Regions from separate parts of the Homo sapiens genome. Here region 2 is linked to region 1. The links are chromatin loops, found by intact Hi-C in ENCODE. Cell type or tissue: endothelial cell of umbilical vein. All regions are shown on one strand. Links, peaks and the distances in the headings refer to the core of each region. The heading gives the core; the rest is flanking DNA.

The links. Hi-C counts contacts between places; a loop is a spot of excess contacts. Peaks named below come from ENCODE experiments on the same cell type or tissue, not always from the same donor. Only the 100,000 strongest peaks of a DNase experiment are listed, where the experiment ranks them.
Region 2: it touches region 1 in a loop (3-fold over the local background); 4 of 110 quality-filtered maps call a loop at or near these places.

The regions. Positions count from the first base shown.
Region 1 is chr15:48,530,749-48,543,244 of GRCh38, forward strand. FBN1 (fibrillin 1) reads right to left here. Exons shown (of 66, transcript NM_000138.5): 7 at 6,863-7,060; 8 at 3,332-3,457. It overlaps LOC124903488 (a long non-coding RNA gene), which reads left to right. Exons shown (of 3, transcript XR_007064628.1): 2 at 247-343; 3 at 530-609. Among named protein-coding and RNA genes, the nearest start is that of FBN1, 110 kb to the right of the region's middle. RefSeq lists an enhancer at 1-184. In endothelial cell of umbilical vein, for the core only: no CTCF peak of the experiment used is centred there; a DNase peak (open chromatin) is centred at 6,173; H3K27ac peaks cover 2,115 bases.
Region 2 is chr15:48,596,535-48,609,030 of GRCh38, forward strand. FBN1 (fibrillin 1) reads right to left here. Exons shown (of 66, transcript NM_000138.5): 5 at 3,605-3,700. Among named protein-coding and RNA genes, the nearest start is that of FBN1, 43 kb to the right of the region's middle. In endothelial cell of umbilical vein, for the core only: no CTCF peak of the experiment used is centred there; DNase peaks (open chromatin) are centred at 6,357 and 6,767; H3K4me3 peaks cover 274 bases; H3K27ac peaks cover 1,772 bases.

The DNA of each region.
Region 1 (12,496 bases), core at 2,393-10,392:
CTATTATTTTGGAAAGGGGAAGTCCTGAGGTTTTTGGCTCACATATTATGGAGTGCATGGATTTAAAAGCTACACTTTTAAAAAGGTCCTGTGCATCATGCAGTGCTATTATAATTGCTAAAGGCTGGGCTGGCGATAATCTAAATCCCAAAATATTAGTGGTTAATTAGGAATCCAACGGACTTCTTCCAGAAATAAAACTTAATCCCTTAATTACGCTTTTTATTTCTTAATTTCCTCCCATAGTAACCTATGCAAATATGGACTTGGTTTCCAAAGAAAAATGTTCATGTGTTCTTTCAGCATGCGTACTCTACAGTCATTGGAAAGATCAACAAAGAAGGTGGGCATGAACTCTTTCCTTTTTTCTCAAATCACAGCTATAAATCTCAATCTTTTCCTTCTTAAATGTATGAAAATTTAATAATTGTTATTTAAATCCCTTCAACTTGTTAATTTACATTTCAAAATGTCCTCCAATTATATGTATTTATAAAACACTTTTCCGTAACATTTCTTTTTTTTTTAGTTTTTGGAAAGAGGGACATTTTAGGAAGGAAGTGAGAATTCTGCAAGAGGAAGATCTCATGGAAAGCAACTCGAATAATGGCATTCTCAGATCTGAGAGCGTGAGGGTTAGCATCTTGTGAATTTGCTAAAGCCAATTTGATGGAATTGGTTTTTCTTGAAAAAATTCTATGAAAAGTACTCAATTCCTTCCCCTCCAAGTCTAAAGGAAGCTACCTTTAAAAAGCCACTCAAAGCAATGGCAAAGGTACCAGGACATTTTCACAAGGGCACAGAACCCCATGGTTATACTCATCATCTTTCTAGGGAACATATTCAGTGATTACGGGCCAGACTTCCTGGGTTCCCTCTATTGGCCATCTAGACACCAGCCGATGCCCAGAGTTATGCCATTTCCACAGTGAGACACTGTAACCGGAAAAGAGCAAGGACGTCGAAAAAGTGAACCCGGCTTGCCAAGAGCTCTCAGGGTACTTCCTGATTACTTTCTTACCAGAGTAAGACAGGTCAACCCTGTTCACACCAGTCTCCAGGCCAGAGAATGTATAGCACTAACAGGACATTCTCCTCTAGTATCAATTTTGCATTGATACTAGAAGGAAAAGAAGGAAAAAACCATTATCTAAATTAATGTAATAGTAGATGGCAAAGGAAAAAAAAATCTAGCCAAAATAGTCTGTTTTTATCTTGCTGCTGACTTTCACATGTAGCTGGAAAATTTTTGTGTGTGGAAAAGGATTAAGTAATAGACTGAGTTTTTGGTCCACTGGATACACCACCATAATAGGTTTCTTAGCATCAATAAAAAGATTCGAATGATTTTTCTTTCAGTCTGAGCATTAAATTAGAATCTTCTGTCTAGTCCACATCCATAGACCATTCCTGTTAATTGACTTGTCTGAATGAAAAGCAAGAGACAAAATCAATTCTACTCAGGCTGGAAGCCATCATAATTTCAGAAAACAAAACACAGACTGGACAAGTCATAAGGACTATACTCCCCTCAATCTTGAAGCTGATTATATATTCTGAAGCTGAATATATTAAACTGAGAAAGCCTAAAAGATAAAACACAACCTATCGTTGATGTAGGTTTTGCATGTGATAAACTTTAATGGCTTGTTAAGTTAATGTCATATATATATGTGTGTGTGTATATAGATATATGTGTGTCTATATAAAGATATGTGTGTGTGTATATGTGTGTGTGTGTGTATATATATATGTGTATGTGTGTGTGTGTGTGTATATGGCCCGAAAATCTATTCCAGAATAATAACTTTCATCTAGGAAAGAGGACAATGTAATATGGCTCAGCAAGCACCAGAGTGTGAGTTAAAGAGGTAAATTTGAGCAGTCTTGTCTGAATGGCCTCAGACAGGGTACTTAATACACCCAAGACACCATTCCTTAATATATAATGTAGAGTGTGGAAATAGCTGAGTTCTTTGCCCCTTTCAGTGCCAACATTCTCTGCTTCAAATTTAGATCTACAGTACAACTTCTAAAATACATTGGCCTATCAAGAGTCAACTTTATTGTTCTTTGAAACTTAAAATGTTTTTTTAAGAAGTCTTTAGAAAGAACTATTTTTTCACAACTACCCCGAATAACTATGTATAACATGTTCAAGAATGCAGTATCAATTATAAATTCAATGATGATTTATAACCTAAAAACAATTCCAACTCATAAAGATAGTTCTATCAGAGTTAGATTATTCAGTTTCAGGGCAAGTAGATATTAAATGTCTTACATGTAACTTATGAATTGCACCTTAAATTTAAAGCTGTCTTTTGCTCATCTGATATACAGTGGCAACTGACAAGGTTAATTATCCAGCCCAGACAAATAACTTAGAATGTACTCACTGTTAGAGTCTAGGGGCATAAATATAACAGCATCTGTTTTCAATAAAAATGCATCCATCTAAGTGAAACCTCAAGGTGGGGTGAGTTGAGGATGAAGGAAAAAGTTTTCTCTTCTGATCTTGATGAGAGATGTAGCCCTGAGAATGCTGTTACACTATTGTTGGACATTACTATATATAAGTTACATGCACTCATCAAAGAAAAGAGAGTCCAATGCTGCCTACATATTTTCTAGATGCTCCCCTCTCACGAAGAAATTATGACTGTAATTGGAAGTCAGGCCTCATTTCGGCAAAGAGCAGTAGCAGTAGTGGTGACTATAAACACATCCTCTGTATATATATTTGTAGAAGTTCAATCTATAAACTAAATGTAAATATAAAAATTATCTCAAATTACTTTTCTGTTTGACTAACATTAAAAGCTTTTCATTTGATAGGCAATTACCATCCCCCAGAAAAGAAAATCATGAGCATGTACTAGGAGCATAAATATAAGGGTTAATAGATCAATCTGCCTCCCCACACACAAAATCAAACATACCTTTTAACTAGAAAAACTTCGGAAGATATATTATTCTGAATGATATCTAATGACCAAATTTAAATTCATGTCTCTAGAACTATGCAAAAACATGTGTGTTGAACATTTTAAACCAAATGTTGGTTCAAAAATATTTCATGTTTTTAATATTTAATTTGATTCAGATGGACCTCTTGTTTTGGGTCTATAAAAGTGGAAAAAGCTACAGGGTTTTTCTGGTCCAATAGCACAAAGGCATATTATTACTGTTAAAAATATTATATTTACACATTCACAGGGATGACAAAGACAGAAGGATTTAGGAATAATTTGCAAACAAGCTTGTTTCTAATGTTGAGTTTTGCCTGCCCCCACTACACCCCCCAACTGCAAAGCATAAGATTTCTTACCTTCACATTTTTGTGACACTTCATTAAGTTTGTGTCCAGCAGGGCATTTGCACTCAAAAGACCCAACAGTATTAATGCAATTTCCTCCCTGACAGAGCCCGGGGATGGCCTGGCATTCATCCACATCTGTCAGATTACAGAAGACAGAGAGAAAAAAAAAAAACTCATATGAAATTCATTGCAGAATAAAATGTGATAATTTGTCCACAATTATGTTACCATATTTATATCGGTGAGTTATTTGTCCATCACAATATTTGGAATATGATTAGAGAAACTGTTTCTCACAATTGCATTATGTAAAATACATCGTTTGATTAATAATGTTCCATAAGAAGTCACAAGTATTTTTTGTTTTCCCACCTTCCATGTTTCCTAATGTAGAGGAGAGTGCATTAACTTTTGCGGGTTTTAGCACATATGCAGCAAAGTATAAAGATACGTTTAAAAGGCCATTATTCACGGCCTCATTTTTATCTCCAGATTGGTAGTAATAATCAGAGTTATTCAAAAAATCTTGCAAATCAAAATGCAATACATTTCTACAATGAAACTACCTTTAAGAGTTGTACTGAGTGATTTAGTTAAAACGGAATTTATTGAAGGTCACTCAGACTACACGAGACAGCTAATGTTTTTGCGCAAATGAAGTGGAAATGTTCACTTCACATTCTGGAGAAGTGCCTTGCACAGTAAAAATTAAACAACTCAGAAAATTAGGCCAAGAAGTGAGAGAGATTGTTAGGTGAGTGAGTGTGTAGTTTCAGCTGCAGACTTACCTTGCTGGCACAGTGGCCACCAGAAGCCACTTTTGTAAATGTCAGTGAGATCATGTCTTTCCCCAGCTCAACGTGCAAGTGTGTACTATGTCCTGGGGAGTTCGACATGACTTCTCTGATCTTTTACCCATTTTCCACCCTCCTATCTCTCCCACCACACTGGATTCCTCAAATATGCCAAGGATGCACCTGCCACAGAGCTCTGTAAGGCTGCCCCTCTGCCCGGAATAGTCTTCCTCCAGAGAGCTGCATGGCCCACGATGTCTCATCCTCCAGGTCTGTGCTCCAATGCCACTTTAGCCACGAGCCCTTCCCTTGACAGTCCAACAGCAACACCTGGCTGCTGGCTCTAATCATCCTTCCTTCCCTGTTTATTTTTTTCCACAGGACTAACCACCCACTGACCTAATACATGCCTGTTTGTTTTATTTAATAAATTGAATGTCTTCAAAATGTCTTCAATATAAGCTTCCAGAAAGCAGGGACTTTGTCCATTTTCTTCACTGTTGTATAACCAGCACCTAAGGACTAACTTGGGTTCTTATGTGTAAGCCCAAATATTAACCTTCCAGGAGCAAAATTAATCATTTCAGGCTCACTACTTTTGTTATAAAGATTATAAAGTACATGTACATTCTCTCCATCTCTTTGTTCATAACAGAAAAGTCTGATTTAATAAAGAATCCCCAAGCAAACAGTCTAATGTATTCTTTTTGAAACCTGGAAGCTTAATGTGCTCTTTAGTTTCACTCTTCATTGAGTAAAGAAAAAAGTGATTGCTGTTTATAAGATCTCAACCTGTGTTCTTGAGAAAAGTCAGCATGCAGTAAAAGGGATATTAAAGAAACAACAATTTAGTTTATTATAAAAGTATCACTTACTGTTTTAAATGAAATATCTTAACCCACAGATACATGATTATATGTGGAAAATCATTAAATTATGTTTTCTAGCCAATTTCAGTTTTGTCTTAGACCAGAATTTTCCATTCTCTTGATGTGTTGAATGTATTTTTTAAAATGTTTTTGAAAATCAAGATTTTTACATATAGGCAGAACTAGCTGTCTTGTTGATCATGATTTCTGGCCAACAGAAAATATAGACAAGGCAATTCTCCACTGGCTGTATACTCCAGGTCTGAAGACAGAATAAGCTCCTTTATGAACCCATTTGCCCACAGCCCCTCACATCTGACCCAAGGACTGGAAACACCAGCAAGGAGCAAGAGCCACAACCTGGTGGCAGAATCTCTTAGAAAAAACAACAACAACAACAACAACAACAACCAAACATGAAGAATTTCACTCTCAAAATAGCAATATAACTGCCATTGTGATTCAATGGGTTTTCAAAACTTTTCTTATAAAAAACATTTTTTTTCTTGGATGTTGAATAGCAGAGTTAGAAAGAAACAGGAAGCAAATGCTGGAAAGATCCAGATTTATGAAACGAATAGCAAAGCTAAAGAGAAGGCAGTTCATTATCCCCACCCCCCCAATTCCATTAGCACCCTAACCTCTGACAATGGGTCACTGATGGGCAGCTGAGGCAGTTAAAAGTCTAGCTCTCTGGTCACTGTCAACAAGTTCATGGGTATTAGCTAACTTTGTAATCCCAAGATGAACAAATTCTTCAAAACTCACTGGGATTTTCTAAAAACGGGAAAAATAAGAAGGCACCAAAAAACAACTAAACTTTTGTAAAATACTACAATCCATCCCTTGATAATTTTAGAGTTTCAAGGTGACTTATTTCTTCTCCTGACATTCAGAGGGATACATTTAAGGGCATCCAAAGGAGCTGTATGTTGTACATGGGAGCTGAAGGCCAGGAATGACAATATCAGAAGTGGAATTTATTGAAGTGGAATGTAATGGAGACCCACAAAACTGTGTGACTAAGCTCAAGTTCTGTTTTATTGCACATTACCCTTAGAATTAACATACAAAACAACGCCAAAGTATTATCTATTTGCCTCAGAAAAGCATATCCTGAAGTTTCTGAAAATATTGCAACTTGCTATAAAAAGTCCTGAGGCTGTCTAAAGGAAACAGATACAGGCTGAGAGTTTTCAATCCCATCAGTTTAGTGTGGAGCTGCCTCTGTTCACTTCCTCCTGTTTCCTGCCAGACATCCAGACAATAAAAGAATTTGTACAGCTGGAAGAACAGGAGTAAAAGCCAAAAACAGAGTAAGGGCTTCTACGGGAGGCAGGAGAAGCAGCTAGCAGGCGACATCTGGGGATATTTAAAACTGTGAAACAAATCCTAATTTATTTTGGACTTGTAAAAAAATGCAAAATGTAGCATGCAAAATGTCGAGAGAAACAATTTTCTTCAGGTCAATTAAGCACAACCCATGAGAGAGGAACTCAACAGTTTCAAATGAAGAAAAAAAATTAAGAAAAACATAAACTACCTTGTTCACAAACCTTGCTTTGTGTTTCTACACAGCACTGCCATAATGCACTGCATCGCTGTAAACAGAATCACACCACCCCTGGAGTCAGAGGTACATACAAACACCTCTGGGGTCAGAAAGGGGGAATGGTTGGCAAGAAAACATTCAGTAAGACTTCAGCTGCTCTCTCGAGAGCCACGTTCCTAATGCCTTAGTTGGATATCATGCAGTCAGCGAAATTGTGAAGTTATGTAGCTGACACTACTTTTCCATTCTCTTCAACTTCATTGGAGAATGGCTCTCCAGAGCAAATAAGATTAATCCATTAATAATTCCATCAGCCCGGGTTTACCTTGACAAGCTCCCGTGCGGATATTTGGAATGAAGCCACGGCGGCAGGGGTGAGGCTGGGCAGGACACATCTCACAGGGGTGGCCCCAGGCTCGGCCGACTGTGGCACAGCAGAGCGTTTTTGTGCAGACAATCCCGCTGAGTTGTCCCTGGCACATCTGGTTGCTGATCACAGTAAAACATGGGCCTGTCCTGTAATCTGAAAATAAAGAATAAAAATCTGATGAAAATCCAGAAAAGCAGGAACCATCATGCAGAGGAACAGCTGTGCTCCATCTTGCTTGACTCCAAATTGAGAAATGAATTTCAGGGACAGAATCATGCATCACTGTCCCTGTGTAAGGCCTTGGATAGACCATTCTACTTCTGAACCCGATTTCCTAACCTACAAAATAGGGATGAAAACATCAGTTGTTACCCACTTTGAAAACGGCATTGTGAGGATCAGGCGAGCTAATGGAAAACTCTTTACAACTGTGAATTGCTATACAAATGTAACATGGTAATATTATTATCCACTCATTACTTAAGAAAATATATCAGTGCCTACACTGAATCAGCTCCTATGCCTGATACAGATGCTTCAGTGACTAAAAGAGGCCAAATCCCTGACCTCACAGAGCTTCCAGTCTATTGTTATTTAGGGCTGAGAAAGCAAAGAATTTTGAAGCTTGCAGTGAGGCAAGTCATGGCACCTTCTTCCTGGGAGTTCCTTCAATAAAAGAAATGGTTATCTGTTTCTTTTGAGTTGGGGTCATCTTATTTCAAATACAAAACAAGCAAACCAACAAACAAGAATTTAAAATTTTGTCCATGCAAAACACATTAGGTTTTAATATAAAGAGTGAGGACACTGGTCTGAAATCATTGTAACCCCTAGGCAAAAGGACCATCTTAAAGCAAAACAGGGATAAGCTAAGTCCACAAGAGAATTTCCAATCAGAGCAGTCTACCACCAGCTATAAGATCTGCCTCTTTTTTTTTTTTCCTACAGAGAGAGAGCCAACAACAAATAAGAAAGATAAAGACGTAGTGAGCACAGAGGACCAAACCCAGGTTGTCCCCTTGTGAGAGAAATCAGGGCCATAATATCCATTTCCGTGGTTCTACAATGACCTTGACAGACAAGGGAGGCTGGGCTGGGGTAAGACTCATGGGCTTCTATCCACAAACCAACATTTGCATGCTTCCAGGTCATTTTCAGAAGTGTTTAGGTGCAGTGATCCCTGTGAGTCTAAAAATGGACTCAATGACCCCAGTAAGTTCCTTTCACCTGTGAACGCAACAGTTTTATGAAAATCACTGGCTGTGCTAATGAAACTACTGGGATGCTTTCATTATTTTCTTCTTTCTTTAAGTAGCTCATAGGACATCGCAGACATGCTATTTACTAAGGAAAAAAGGACAACTTTTCATTACAGTACCAGCAAGAGTCAACATTCTGGATCGTAACAATGTTTTGGCAATAGCTGAATCTTATCTGCTGGCATCCCTCTATCCTGTGTGTTCTCTCTTGCTTTCTTTTTCTTGCATCTCCACTCCAACCCCTCCCTTGGAATTTCAACTCCATCTGCTCCCCATCACTACGTGCTCTTCCTCCCTCTCCTCTGCTATCTGCAATGAACCACCTCTGTTCAATGGTGTTGCAGAAACAGCACTGCTCTGATGCCCATGCTGTAAGATCAACCTTCTGAAGAATTCCAAAAACAAAACTCCATGCCAGTCATATATGTAAAGAAGACTACCATATCCAAGCTATGGCAGCACTGGAGAGACAGACAGGATGGTCCAAATGCCGAGTCCCCAGTTCCCCAGCTCCCTCCCTCCATGCCAGTGTTATGTCCCACTCACAGGATGCAAGATAATTTTAGATTTTAGTAGTCACATATTAATTTTAATGTGTATTATGAAACAGCATAAATATATCAGACTCATGATTTCACAGTTATGTCTGCTATGAGGATGATGAATTGAAAAACCTTTTAATTCAATTTTTTAAAAATATTAAATACTAGTACAGGTGATATGCAAACAGGTCAAAAATTGTGTGAGTGATATCTACATGCAACCAGACTCACCATGCCAAAAGACAAGCCTAAGACCTCTGTGTCCCTCTTCTCTGCATGATATAGCCCCACCCACCTTTCCAGCCCTGTCTCCTGACACTTTCTCTGTTTATCATTTGTCTTTTTTTTTTTACTTTGTTTATGCATTTCTTACTCTACTGTTTTTTTAGTTTTATATAGTCAAGCTGTAGGTATAGTTTAATATTTTACATTGTATGCCAGATTTATTCAAAACCTGCTATCTTCTTCCACAGATACTGAATTCAAACAAAAATATAAACAAGTATTAAATACTGAGCTGTTGAATAAATCTCAGCCCTCATTTCGTTCTTTCGATGAAGAAAAAGTCACTCAGCACTGCAGTAATTTGGAACAAAATCTCTTTAAAATGCAGGAACTATGTGGACAAAGTGAAATACCAAAGTCATCTTTATTTTTTTGGCTCAATTCTCCCAAACAAATACCTATAGGGATTTAATAAATACATCTTTGCTGTTTGGTCTTTCCTTTCTATTTCAATATTTTATTATGTATTTTAATTCAAAATTAAGTAATTACTTTAGACAATTGAGAAAAGGCAGTAGCATATAAACAAATGTAATTACACCTAAAGAAACCCTTGATAACGTATTGATTATATTATCGTACGTAAGATTTTGTGTGTATGCATGTGTGTGTTTTATTTTTTTAATCATAAAATAAGGATTATACTAAAAATATACTTTTGAATCCTGCTGGATTTTCTTCACTTAACATTGCCAAAGCTTTTTCCCATGTAATAAATGCTATTCTACAATATGATTTTAATTGCTGCATAATTTTCCATCAAGTTATAACAGAATGTGTTCAGTAATTTTCTTACTGTCTATCATTTAAATTGCCTCTAATTCTTCATTATTACACATAGCATTCAGTGTACATTACAATGAATCCTTTTCAGGATAAAAACAGTCATCAAGATTTTTATGACTATATATATCCTACATCTGAGACTAGAAAGATCACAGCAGTGTAATCTTTTATTTAAAAAATAAATAAAACTCTCCATGTTAGGTAACAAGAAAGAGAATTTAGGCTTGTTTCTTTCTGTTAATTTACTGAGACAAGTGCAAATGCTTTAATCAAACAGATTCAGGTTAGCTTGCCATATTCAATCCTTTTTAAAAAGCATAACGCAACATGAATTTTAATTTATAATCCTCTCTTCAACACTGTTGGGATTTGTTTTTCCACCTCCTCTTGCCAAGATACTCTATGGAATTATCTTATATATGAGGATTGCCAAGGTTCAGGATAGATACAAATATGGTGTTTTGTGAGTGACACCAGCAAAATCCAGACACTCTACAAAATGCTAATACAAATCTGATTCAGTTCTGTCTGCCACTGATTCATAACTTCACATGTGAATTTCTCATTGGAAGATCTTCATTAAAAAAAAAAACCCCTTAAGACTTTTCCAGGGTCAATAACGTATTATTCTTATTTCAATATGAAATACATAGAATCGAGATGGTAGTTGTTAATTCTGACAATCTATATTAGGCATCCCAACAGTCCACAGGGATCCAATTTATTAAGTATACTATATATTTGGCGAATACTTTATGTAGAATAGAAACTATGGACTTAGTACATTTCTGTGCTAGATATTTATCACTATAGACAAAGTTATTTTGGAAACAAATTCAAACTGGCTTATTTGACAGTACAGATTAGCAAGTGGATATAAATGTATTTGTAGATCCATATTTTAAACAAAAATTGCTGATTGTAGAGGGAGAGGCATAATCTGGATGAAATAAAATTGGATCTAAAAATGTCTTGGAAGGTAAATGCTGTATTAACATGGTTTTCAAATGTCATTCCGATTTGGCGGCATGTGCTTTTCGTCCTGTACTTCATTTAGATTGCCAAGGTTATGCTGTTTTTAGTCCAATACTCCAACCGCAGAAAGAAATCTGCCCACACTCCCAATTCCTTACTAATAATCCAATTATTTACAATTATTCCCATAGCACTTACATGATATTAAGCTAAATTTACATACTCTTTTTTTTTTTTTTTTCAGATAGTCTCAGCATTAGACAGGGAGTGTGCTTAACTCAAAGCTTGTGTAACGTCTGACTCATTCCTGGCTTCAGTGTAAATCATTATTCCTAATGCAACTAAAATATAGTATTAGAAATGCTTTCTATTTGCAAATTGCTCTACAATCACTTCCTTATAAGACCTTCATGAACTAGGGCAACAGGCCAAGTCTTTCCAAAATTAAAGTGCGACTCTAATTGTTTTTAACTGGCTTACTCCAGTGTGGCTGGTTCATGGGAAATTCTGCATCTCCATGTTCCCATTCTGAGTGGTTAGCTCAAGGATTGCTCTCCAGTCCCGTTAGATTTGGCCTCAAGGCTTGGGCTCTGACCAACATGTGTCTGCAGCCTCTGATCCTCAGCTCATGCCCAGCTCTGCAGCTCAGAATGCTGTGGTCTACAGCATTATTTCACTTTCATTTGTAATCAGACTTCACCCCGAAGCAAATGCATCGTTTACAGGGAAAGAATATTCTGTGGTACAATGAATTCTCGTCCCTCCTGCCCAGTCACTAAACCACAAACTGCAGGGAAGGCACAAGGATATAATTTTGGGCACTAGGCTCCAATTATTTTAAATCCTTCTTTTCATAAAAATGACAAACAAAAGAATGAGATATCAATTTATCCATGACATAGAGGGTCACAGCACACTTATTTCTCCCAGGTAGGTTGGCCTGGGGAACATTAGGCTCCTAATGTGTGGAATTTCAATACAACTTTCTGAGGAAGGAGTTCAGAGAACTTTTAGTCTAAGGAAAATTAAAGTTAAGAAGTTCCATTATCATAATCAGCCTCCTAACTGCTGTTACTTCTTCTTACTGCAATCATTCTTAACCTTAGGACATAATAGAATCACTTGGGGGAGCTTTTGTAAAATGCTGATGCCTGGGTCCCACCCTGTCCTCCCCCAGTTTTCCCCATGGAACCCGATTCAGTAGATGTGGCATGGGGCCCAGGCATATACGTCTTGCAAAAGCTCCCCAAGATTATTTCTGCCCTCTAGGACTCTAAGATGTGTGTGTGTGTGTGTGTGTGTGTGTGTGTGTGTGTGTGTGTGTGTGTATTTTTTTTCCTTCTTTCTCTTTTCCTTTAATGAAGAGTACTCGTGTGCCATGATTAATTGGAGATCTCTGCAAGATAACAACTACTTATCTGAAAGTCTAACTTTAGGAACATAAGCCAGCCCATAAACTGGCATCACTGCCACTCGACATAACCCAGTATTTCTCAACTAGGACTGACATCCTAATCATGGCAAAATACTATTCATTTCCACAGTGCTGCACTGATTATGAGGCACTTTATTATGTTCTTTACTAATTATATTATAGTTAATTATACTAACTACCAGCTCATCAAAGCAAACAACAAAGTCAAAATTTAGGAAGGTTGATCATCCACTACTGCAGTGTCCTAATAGTTAGTAGAATTCCCATTTCCAGTCTCTTTCCTTCTAGTTTTACAAAGCACACTGAT
Region 2 (12,496 bases), core at 1,425-9,424, 65 kb after region 1:
CTCAGTCCACTCTTAGGTAAAGCTGCCTGGAATAGATGAGTTTGTATCTATGTTAATGCTGATGGTCTCATTCCGTGAAGCATCTGAGCAATGCTTTCAGTTTAACCTCGAAAACAGTGGTTTCTAAGAGATGTCACTGAATGGGAACTGTGTGTTAGCAAAGACTCTTTTGCTTATGATTTACGTTTAATTGCAACAGGGCTCCCATGAGGGGAAATATCAGCCCCTCTGATGTCACCATTACAGAAATGTAGCAAGTTCAATTGCACAATTAACTGCAAACAACAAAATACTACTAATGATCTTCAGTAATTTAAGTACCATAATGAAAATCCAATTGAGAGTTATAACAGAACTTACGGAAACTATTGGTGCAGTAAATCTAGAGATGCTTCAGGGCAGGATATTTTGCTTGTTAGAAATGACATTAAAATAAGAATTGAAAGTTCATGTGCTGAACAACTCCTCTTTGTACAAGTTCCTGTAACTCGTGCATGCATGGGCTCTTTCTAGGCATCTTCGTCATGCGTGGCAGGCTCTTCTCTGCCAAATATGTCAGTTCCACCCACTCTTCAAAGCCCAGCTGAAATCTTACTGCTCCATGAGGCTCCCCCAAAACCTCCATTCAAATTCCTTGCTCCTTATATATTTTCTATACATTTTTCCATACATTACCCTATAGCAGCCATGAAGTTGAGCCACTCATACTTTCCCTCAAGAGAATCTCCTGCAAGTTTAGCTGGCAGACCACTTCCAGCTGCTGTACCTTCAGATCTGCTGCAATGTTCATGTCAAGGGCAGGCTCACAGCCAATGACTAAACACAGCATTAGGATACTAAAGCCTGGCTATTTCCACCCATCATGGAACTCTTTGATGGGCACTTTTTGCCCTGGGTTCTCCATCAACCTGGCTATGGCTTTTTGGAGCTGCACTACAGGCTGAAGTTCCTTCTATGCAATTGTCCTTCCTTCCCTCCCTCCTTGCACAGGATCAGACAGGCATCATGGTCTGAAGACCATTCCCTCCTACTTCTGCTTCCTCTTTCCTTTATTCTTCACGGGTCTTTTCCCCAATAAATTCTCTTTTATGTCTAATTCTGTCTTGATATTTTCTTGGCATAAGAGGACCTGAACTGACACAACCCTTTTTAACCAAAAATTATGGCAGGAGGCCATTACTCATCATATAACCAGAGAGGTTTATGTAAATTAATTGTCTTCTTTGCCTCTTGATTTATAGTCAGGGAGAATGAAGAGCTTCTAAACAGAAAAGAAATTTTGAGCTTGCCTAAGCCAACCCTCCCAGATTACAGATGAGGAAGCTGAAGTTTAGGAAAAGTTTTCTAATTCTGCCAGTGTTAATTAAGCACTTGTGTGTTGGGCATTGGGCTAAACTCCCTCAGGGAGCACCAAGGGGAGCAGAAGAGATGCCCAGCAGCCCCTCCTGATTCTCCTGGAATGCCTTGGGATCCAGCCCCATCTCGCCATCTCCACAGCCATAGCCTTAGTTAGGACTTGTCTTCCTGCTCCTGTTTTGTCCTCCTCCAGTTGCGCTTCCACACTGTGATCTTTCTCACTGTAAACCTTCGTAAGTGAAGGGTAATAAGGTTGGTATTTCACAAGAGTAAACACATGGGCTATGGAGTCAGACTGCTTGGGTTCCAACCCCAACTCTGCCGATTACCATCTATATACCCTTAGAGGAACTACTGAGGTCCCTGTGTTCCAGTTCCCTCATCTGCCAGAGGGTAACATTTATGTCCTCTAATACAAAGAGTTGTTGTCATATTAAATGAGTTAACACACATAGAGTTCTAAAATGTGCCTAGCACACAGTAAGCACAGAGTAACTGAAAAGATGTAGGTTATTGATGTTGTTAGTGTTGTTTATTGTTGTGGTCTCACTCTTCTTTCCTAGCCCTACTTTGGAAGAAAACATAGTATGTATAAAGGCATCAAAACCTGGCCCATGACATCCTATCTGACCTTACTTCCTTTCCCCTCACTCTCCTCTGCATTTAAGCTCTAGCAACACCAAAGCACTTGCTATGTCCCACATCCCTTGCTGTGTCTTGTGCTGGTGCTTTGGTCATGCTCTACCATCTGCCCAAAAAGGTCCATTCCCCATCACCTGACAGGTAAGCTCCTACCCATCCCTCAAGACTCAGCCCAAGGATCACCCACACTGCGGAGGCTGCCTCTCCTCTCTCCAGGCTGGGCTACACAAAACTCAACCAATATTCTTCTCCCACTGCAGTGTGTGGATGGTGATACAGTTTGGCTGTGTCACCACCCAAATCTCATCTTGAATTCTCATATGTTGTGGGAGGTGGGAAGTAATTGAATCATGGGGGCAGGTCTCTTTCCCATGCTGTTCCCATAACAGTAAGTCTCACAAGATCTGATGGTTATCATAAGGGGGAGTTTTCCTGCACAAGCTCTTTCTGCCTGCTGCCATCCATGTAAGACGTGACTTGTTGCTCCCTGCCTTCCACCATGATTATGAAGCCTCCCCAGCCATGTGGAACTGTAAGTCCAATAAACCTCTTTCTTTTATAAATTGGCCAGTCTTGGGTATGTCTTTATCAGCAGCATGAAAACAGACTAACACAGATGGTCACTAGGGCATTCTCTACATTTTTGTTTATTTATAATAACATTATTAATCCTAATAAATATATACACAAAAGCAAAAATTAGAAACGCCCTGAATAACGCCCACCATTGAGGATTCATTAAATAAACAGTCAAACATCCAGGTAATAGAGTACTAGGCAACCATTAAAATGTATTTTAAAATGTGTAATGAGCATACTTTGAATAAAGTATTAAGTGAAAAAGTGGTACAAAAACTATATATACAGTAAGAACTCATGTACCAAATATGCATTACAAGTCTAGAAGATACTATCTGGAATGATGAAATCACGAATAATTTTACTTTTTGTATTTTTAAACTTTTCCAAATTTTCTGTAGGGTATATATGCTCATCTTAAAGTAACAAAAAAAAAAAACAAGGTTTTTAAAAAGAATGTTCGTCTTCTGCAAAGCACAGGGACTGGTAGAAAGTAGATACAATAAATGGTGTGTGCAAATGAACCTTCAAACTGAACACCATGTGATAAGTACTTCGGTAGCAGAATCTAGATTAGGAAATGAGAGGGATGCAGATACCACCAATCAAGATAAAGGACATGTTTAGAGAGAATGATGAGGCTGAGTTTTGAAATACTTTATTTGAGATGCTTCCTGAAAATCCAAGTGTTGAAGTTCAGCAAGTGGGTGGAAGGTATGTGTCTGGAATGAACAAGAATTCTGCTCCTTTGGTGGTGACTAGAAATCAAGGAGATCAGGCAAGCAAGGTGGTGAAGGTAAATGAGAGGAAAATGAATCAAACAACCTGTAACCAATCAAGGTTCCAATTGGAAATTTGGTGTTAAGTTTTTTGAGTAAGTGATTTGTTCATCTGTAAAGGTCACTGGACACTTGTAAACATGCTGTGTCCCAGGTAATCGAAGAAAATCCATCAGCACTTATCTCTTTATTCTACTTGTCTACAAACAGGTTAACATCTAGAATACTTATAACTACAGTGTACTTACGTTGTCCACAGTGAGTCCCTATGTATCCTTTCTGGCATAGACAGTGATCGTCACTGCAGCTACCTCCATTCATACAGCGAATATTGCAGTGTTGTACTTGAAAAAAAAGAAGAAGAATTCACTTTTGCAACTTAAATGCATAGATTGCAACAGCTCACAGGAGTTGATTTGTAGTTATTTGAAGAGAAAATCAAATAGCTTATCAGGATTCATCTATTTTTACCTGATAATGACCTAATTGAGAATGCTAAACATATTATTTGTGTGTGTAAAATCATTTACCGGCTAGGCGCAGTGGCTCATGCCTGTAATCCCAACACTTTGGGAGGCCAAGGTAGGCGGATCACCTGAGGTCAGGAGTTTGAGACCAGCCTGGCCAACATGGTGGAACCCCGTCCCTACTAAAAATACAAAAATTAGCCAGGCGTAATGGCGCATGCCTGTAATCCCAGCCACTCCGGAGGCTGAGGCAAGAGAATCGCTTGAACCTGGGGGGGCAGAGGTTGTAGTGAGCGGAGATCGCACCACTGTACTCCAGCCTGAGTGACAGAGCGAGCGAAAGAAAGAAAAAAAAATCATTTACCATGCAATGCAATTGTTTCTCTGGCATTCACTTTAATAGTGCTAAATGACTTCTTTAATTTAACAGAAATTACAACTCAATGTCATTTCTGTAATTTATACCAACAAGAAAGTATTGCCTTGAGTAACCATATGAGACAAGATTATGATGGCAATAATTTTCCCGTGAAAAGATTTAGAATCCCAGGTAGATGGCACAGGGGAACAGTTAAGAGTAGCAAATTCCAAAGAATTTTGTTAAAAGAAATTTTAGAGGCAGAATAGAGAAAAAAGAAAATACCTACAAAGACATTTAATAACAACACTGCCTGACGACAGGGACAGCTGGATTTGCCTGAGAAAGAGCTGCTTGTTTAAACTGTAACCTCAAACTAAATAAGATCCTCATTTTCACCTACAGAAGTGTTCATTTCGGGGCCCAGGGTAGAAAGACCATGGGCTGACAGCCTTAGACCCCAGACAATGAGACACTCAGAGAAGCTGGAGTAAAAGACAGCCACGGGCTCATAGTGAGCAATGACAACAGCGCAGGCAAGTGCTCTCATTTCTCCAGTGTTCAGGCTATCTCTAGGTCAGTAATTTAGGAATGCTAATAGCACTTTCAAAATCCTAGGCTATTTCCTAGTCCAAAGCTTGATTGAATTAACCACTAATCCTTGTTGATACCTGCCTACACATGGAGGCCAGGATTGGGCTTTGGAGGTTTGGCTTATTCTGTCTGGTCCTCCAAGTTGTGGAAGTAAATTCTCAGAGAAGAAGGTTCGATAATTTTAGCTAAGGAGAAGAGAATATCTTCTTTCTACACAAAAGCAGAAATCTGCTGTTTATGCTCACTCTTCCTGAAGCACAGGGGCCAAATCTTCTCTTCAGAGCAAATAGAAGATTCCTCCCAACAGCCACCCTGTCCATTACCCCTTGTTAGGAATCCTCAGCCACGGTATTGAAAAGTGGCTACTTGACTTCAGGAGAAAGGGACAATTTTTATAAGGAGCTACACAAATCTCAGCCTGCCAACAGGGAAGGAAAGTGCAGAACCCACTATCTTCTATACCCTTCCTTTTACAGCACAAAGAAGTTAGGTTGAGTTGAAAGTTAAATGCCTTTTCAACAACATGCCACACACTGAAACACCATCAAAGGCCTGTTTCTACTGAACTAGAGCCACCTCCATCTCTCCACATTCACGGTCCCCTCAGCATGGCCCCAGGTATCTTTCGAGGCTCCTTGGCACATGCCCACTATGTCCTATGACTCCATCCCCTGATCTACTTATCAGTCATTCATTCACTCAATGAACATTTCTGAGTGCCTACTATGTGCCATGCAAAACACCCGGCACTTTCCTTGTCCTAGTCCCTCTGTAGAACCCTCTCTCTTACCTGCCTCTTTGTCTCCTTGCCCCTAACTCCTAAACCCCAACACAACACACACACAGTTCTCCCCCAAACCTGAAATCCTATCTATCTCCAAAACCCATTTCAAATATTGCTTCCTTCCGCTAATCTTTTCTGATATCTCCCAAACCAAATGTGAGCCCTCTCTCCTTTCCAATTACTTCATATTTCTCTTTTGAAGCATATATTATATAATCCAGCCTATTTTTACTTATTTTGCCCCATCTCATTTGTTTAAAAACTTCTTCAGAGTGGGGAGTGGGAGAGCATTAATTATGCAATACCTCTTAAGTGCCTAGAGTAGCACCTTGCTTTATATGTAAGTGCTGTATAAAACTGTGCTAAATTAATTTTTATTTACTTAACTCATGCTGCCTGATGATGACATCAAAAGCCATGCCCAAAGACCAAACTGAGACTTAGAAGTTGTCCATTGTGTCCGAGGCACTTATACAGCCCTACTAAGTAGGTTGCTATTAAAAATATTTTTATCTTTGTTTCCCCATGTATGAATGCAGAAATAACTCCTTTGTTGGAGTAATGAAATCAAGCAACCCCGGAAACTGATTGCAGTTATTTTAGGCTCTTATGATTCCGTTAAAACATCTCAGCCAAGATGCTTTTTTAACTAAAAATCTGTCTATACGTATACAAAGAAAAAAAATGATTTAGTGAAAACTTTGAATAATATTCTAAGTAGGTCATGAAAAGGTGTATAGTTGCTTTAAATTTGAAGTTAAACTTAGCTTCATCCTATCTTAGAAAAACAGTGAGGATTGGGAAAAGCACAGGAAATGATGTCATCTGTCAAGCAGCATAGGAACTCAGCCTTCAAACTGATTTCAATTAAAGCAGTTCATGCCAAGAGCTAATTTCCATTCCCACATGAGCAACAAAGCCATTTAACTACTTTGAGATAAAAAAGCTAACAGTAGTTTAGTGACTTTACATTATTTGTTCAAGTTGAAAATCAGAATGAATTCTTCTTTCTGGCAAGAATGGTAAGTTTACAATTAAATGCAATATAATAAAAAATCTCCCTGATATATATTTTTTACCCTGTCTTTCAGGCAAACCTTTTCCAGCATAAAATATTCTTTCTTTAAAAAATAAAAGCACTCATTCAGACTTGTGAAACAAGAAGACATCAAGGAACCATATGCATGAATCCTTGGGGGAAGCCAGGAGGAGGCAGGCTCAGCACAGGTAATAGGCTCTGAATCACTTGCTTTGCCACCGTGTTAACCATGGGAAACTGTATTCGTTGTGAGTCTTAGATCTTTAGTGGGGAATAAAGCATTCCGATAAAGGTGGGAGCAGTCGCTCAGGATTTCTGTGGGGAAGTGAAAGAACTAGATACGTAGTTTCACTGTACACGCAGGAAATAGTTTACAGAGAATATATACCGAAATTGGTTTTATTTTGGATTCAGTCCTGCCATTGATGCATATTCTAAATTTATACTGATTTGAACAAGAATTCTAGATGTATCATAATTAGGAGACCAAGTTCTACGTCTCTTAAAAAAGCCAACTGAAACCTAGGGGTTCCTCCTACACCCATAATGATGCTGTATTCTTTACTGGATGCACTAAGTACCCCAAGTCAGAAGATATTCCTAAACTCAATCTGTGTTAAGATTTTACTAGAAATTGAAAACACTAGGGGAATCAAAGTGCACAGATCCAGCCATATGCAGTGAACCCTGAGTGTCCTAGGGTCCCAGTGAGGACCTGCCCTTGAAGACGAGCAGACAGCCGTAAAGGGTTTCATGTAAGGCTCAATAACCCAGAGCTAACAGAAAATGTTGCCATCTCCCCATATCCATAAAAGATCCCAAATTAATTTTGTGTTCATATCAGATGTCAGTCAGTCATTTCAGTCATTCAACAGTGACTTACTGAACGTCTTTCATTTGGCAGCATTGGCCAGAAAGAGCAGAAGAAATTTTCTTTAGATTACAGCCCAGCACAGATTAGTTCTTAAATGATTCATCAGAAAAGAACAATGTGAGCACGCTATGGGAATGAGAGAGAGGCAGGGCTGGCACCTGGATCTCAATACCTCAGGTAATGATTTTCTTTGGGATGCATTAGGTTTGGAATGATTCTAAAGACCTGCCATCATCTTGGCAGGCACAACTGGCAGGAAGAACACTGGGAGCAATTTGCACATAAGCATTTGTATGACGAACATGTGATTTTAATTTAGGTACTAGGAAAAGCACAGACAGACAAATTAAACAGCTAGACTAACTTCTGGACTCTACACCTGAGACAAGAGTCCACAGGGACAATCAGAGTCACTGCAGGATAAAAACAATTTTCATTTAGAGGGATAACAGCAATGGCATTTCCCTTAAGTGAACAGATGTCTGGGGATGCCTAAAGACACACAGCTTGGAAGAGAAACTTCACTAAAATTCTCAAACAAACAAATAAACAAACAAAATCTAGCCAAGCTGGAAAAGCTGTAGAGAAGGACAAGTTAAATGACAGTAGTGATAAAGGTGCTTCCATAAAGGGTGGAGTAGAAAGCAAAGAGTTCAACCATTTCTAAGGACAAGTCTGAGTAGATTCCATGCATGCTTCTCCTCCCAGTCCATATAAATCCCACACTTCCCTGAAAAGCTTTTTCAAGGAGGACTTCTTCCAGACTGGCTAAAGCACCACCTTCCCTTCCTCTGAATGTCCCCACACTTTCAGGATGGTTGCACCATACTCCCTCAAACTTGCTAACACACTGGTCTAGAATTGTTCTGCTGGCCTTCTTACACCCTTAGAGCTCAGATTTGCATTGGGAGTACAAATGCCCCAAACTCTTGCTCCCAGCTGATTAAAGCCCCTTCCTAAAACCGGTGTCCGAGAGGTTTTGTCTGCGACTGGTCCTGCTGACACTCTCATTGAATTGAAGTAAATTAAATGAGAAAATGTGATCAAACTATAAGGGGTTTGAAAAGTGTAAAGGGCCCCAAATTGATATACAGGTTTGATGCAATTCCTATCAAAATCCTAAAAGGTTTTGTAAATATAGACAAGATTAATCTACAGTTTTTACAGAAAAGAACTAGAATAGCTAAAACAAAAAAAGGATAAAGTGGGGAAGATCTGCCTACCCATCTGGGTGGCAGAGCAAGACCCTGTCTCAAAGAATAAGTAAATAAAAATAAAACTATGAAACCATCAGAAAAAAGTTGGAGAAAATCTTCAGAATCTAGGAGTAGACAAAGCATTCCTAGACTTGACAATGAAAGCATGATCCAGTAAAGGGAAAACTGATAAGTTAGACTTACTCAAATTTGAAAACATTTGCTCTATGAAAGATCCCATTAAAAATATTAAAAAGCAAGCTACAGAGTGTGATAAAATGCCTGCAAATAACATATCTGATAAACAGCTAGTATTTAGAGTATACAAAGAATTCTCAAAACTCAACAATGAAATAACAAACAATTCAATTAGCATCTGGGCAAAAGAGGCCAGGCACAGTGGCTCATGCCTGTAATCCCAACACTTTGGGAGCCCAAGGCATGCAGATTGCTTGAGCTCAGGAGTTCAAGACCAGCCTGGGCAGCATGGCAAAACCCTGTCTCTACCAAAAATACAAAAAACTTAGTGGGGCATGGTGGTGTGCCCCTGTAGTCCCAGCTACTCAAGAGGCTGAGGTGGGAGGATAACTTGAGCCTGGGAGACGGAGGTTGCAGTGAGCTGAGATCGCACCACTGTACTCCAACCTGGGTGACAGAGTAAGACCCCGTCTAAAAAAATTATTTTAATGAAAAATAAGAATCTGGACAAAAGATATAAAGAGACCTTTCACTGAAAAAGATATACAGGTGGCAATAAGCACATAAAAAGATGTTTGACATCACTATCCAATAGGGAAATGCAAATTGAAACCACAGTAAGAGATGACTACACAGCAATCAGAATAGCTAAAATAAAAAATAAAGACAACACCAAAAGCTGGTAAGGATGCAGAGAAACTGGGTCATTCATACACTGCTGGTGAGAATGCAAAATGGTACATACGGCGACTCCAAAAACAGTTTGACAGTTCTTAAAATGCTAAACATGAAACTATCATACAACTTAGAAATTGCATTTCTGTGTATTTATCCCAGAGAACATAAGATTTGTGTTCACACCACAAACTTGTACACAAATGTTCATAGCAGCTTAGTTCAAATAATAAAGAAAAAAAAACTGATGACAACTCAGATGCCCTTCAATAGGTGAATGGCCAAACAAACTTGTGGTACATCCATAGCATGTACTACTACTCAGCAATAAAAGATAACAAGCTGTTCATACTGCAACAACCTAGATGACTCTCCAGAGAATTCTGATGAGTGAAAAAAGCCACTTCCAAAAGGTTACATATTCTGTGATTCCATTTATATAACATTTGTGAAATGAAAAAATTATAGAAATGTAGAACAGATTAGTGGTTGTCAGAATTAAAGAGAGAATTATGTCGGGAAGAAAATGACAATAAAAGGGTAACATCAGCGCTCTTTGTGGTGATGGAAATGTTCTGCATCTTAACTGTATTGATTTTGTGATATCCTGGTTCTGCTCTTGTACTATAGTCTTGCAAGATGTCACAATGGGGAAAACTAAATAAAGAATACCCAGGATATTTCTGATTTCTTACAACTGCCATGGTTGGAATGTTCCTTCCAAAACTCATGTTGAAATTTAATTATCATTGTGATGGTATTAAGAGGTGGAACCTTTAAGACGTGATAAGGTCATGAGGGCTTTGCCCTCATAAATGGATTTATGCCATTATCTCAGGAGTGGGTTGGTCATCTCGGGAGTTCAGCCCCATTTTCTGTCTGTCTCTCATACTTGCTCCCCATGTGATGCCTTCCACCATGGGATGGCCCTCTATAGACATTGGTGCCATGCTCTGGACTTCCCAGCCTCCAGAACCACGAGCCAAATAAACTTTTGTTGTTTATAAGTTATCCAGTCTGTGGTATACTGTTATAGCAGCAGAAAACAGACTAAGGCAACTGTTTGTAAATCTACAATTATCTCAGAATATGAAGTTTAATTTTTAGCATTCTTAAAGTGTAAAGAGTAAAACAGAATGAGAAGATTTCAAAATTACAAAATATAAACTGTAGGAATTACAAAATAGAAAATACAAAATTACAAAATATAAACTATAGGAAACAACTTTTATCATGTATCATATATAATTATATATATAATTAGACAATTATATATATACACATACATATACATATATATATATATATATATTATTGTCTAAATGTTTGTGTCCCCACAAAATTCATATGTTGAAACTTAGTCCCTAATGGGAGAGTATGGAGCAGTGGGGCCTTTGGGGAGGTGATTAAGTTATGCAGGCAGAGCCCTCATGAAAGGATTAGTATCCTTATAAAAAAAAAAGGCCTGGGAGACCTGTTTGTCCCTTCTGCCATGTGAGGACACACAGAAAGCACCATCTAGGAGGAGAAGGCCTTCACCAGACATGTAATCTGCTGGCCTCTTGATCTTGGACTTCCCAGCCTCTAGAACTGTAAAAAAATACATTTTTATTGTTTATAAATGACCCAGTCTACAGTATTTTGTTATAGAAGCCCAAACTGACAAATATATATGTAAAGTTATAGAGTTTATTAATCCCAGTGTTACAAGCTAATATATATTTGAATGTGTGTATACACATATTAGAACAATGAGTAAATTCATACATCAGTAAACCATGATAGGTCTTTATGACAATTAGGATTGCTCAAAATCCATCTGTACCCTCAGAGACTGACATAGCAAAGAACAGTCCTAAAGAGGGCTGGAATTAAAGTCTAGAAAAACTACTGTTTTGACGCTGTCTAGCCAATCATTCTTTTTGCCCTGGTGCTGAATGACGAGTGTCGAGAGTTCCACCAGCACCAAGGGAAGCCACAACTTCCTGTTGTCCAAGAGAATCACTGGCTGGTACTTTGAACCTTCTGGAAATGCAATCTCTCATTCAGGTCACTAAGAGATCATTTTCTATTCTCAGAGTCACAGGACACTCAAGTCAAAAACCACCTGAAAGAACAACACTTCTTCCATTCTGTTCATATTCAAGTGGGAAAACTAAGCCTCTCTGAGGTCCCACGACTTGCCTAGACCTCCTTGATCCCTATCATATAAAAAGTATAAAATTTTTCAGAGGAAAAATTCGTTCAGTGATCTAAATTGATCCTTTTTAGTAGAACCACATGTAGTGAATGCAAACATTTCACTGAGTAGAATTGTCCTTCTATTAGCAGGAAAGTTAGCAAAGTGATCAGGATGTTCTGTGGAATGGCACAGCTGTTCCCTAGAACATCACTCCAAAAGATGAGAAATGAATTCTGATCATCCCCAGCTATCCTTAATTTAAAATATTTTGCCATCTTTAATTTTGCAAGCCATTTAGACAATATTAGTGCAGAGAGAATCAAAGCCAACAATTTTAAAGATTTCAAGTAACCCCAAAGATCCTGATGAAACCAGAACCTCCTCCTTACACTACTCTCATCCACAAGCTACTTGGGGACTTTGTCTAACGTCCAGGTACCATAGATATGACTCAGACTTCCTCAGAAAGCACCACCCACAGTCTTGGATTTTAGTCTCTAGACTAAATCTGGCCCCAGGACCTTACTACTATACTCGTCACACCCCACAGTTAACTTGGATTCTACCAGGACCATGGCTTTTCCCTCTGGTCTTGTTAACATCCTGTCTCCACATCTCATGATTTCTACTCGATAGAGAAGTCATTATCAGTTCACATTATCATTGAAGACCTTCCCAACTTAATACCCAGTTTTGCCATCTGGCTATATTTCTTCCCCCAGAGGAGTGCAATGTTGTTAGTTGGTTCAGGGACCAATCTGAGAGATGGGGTC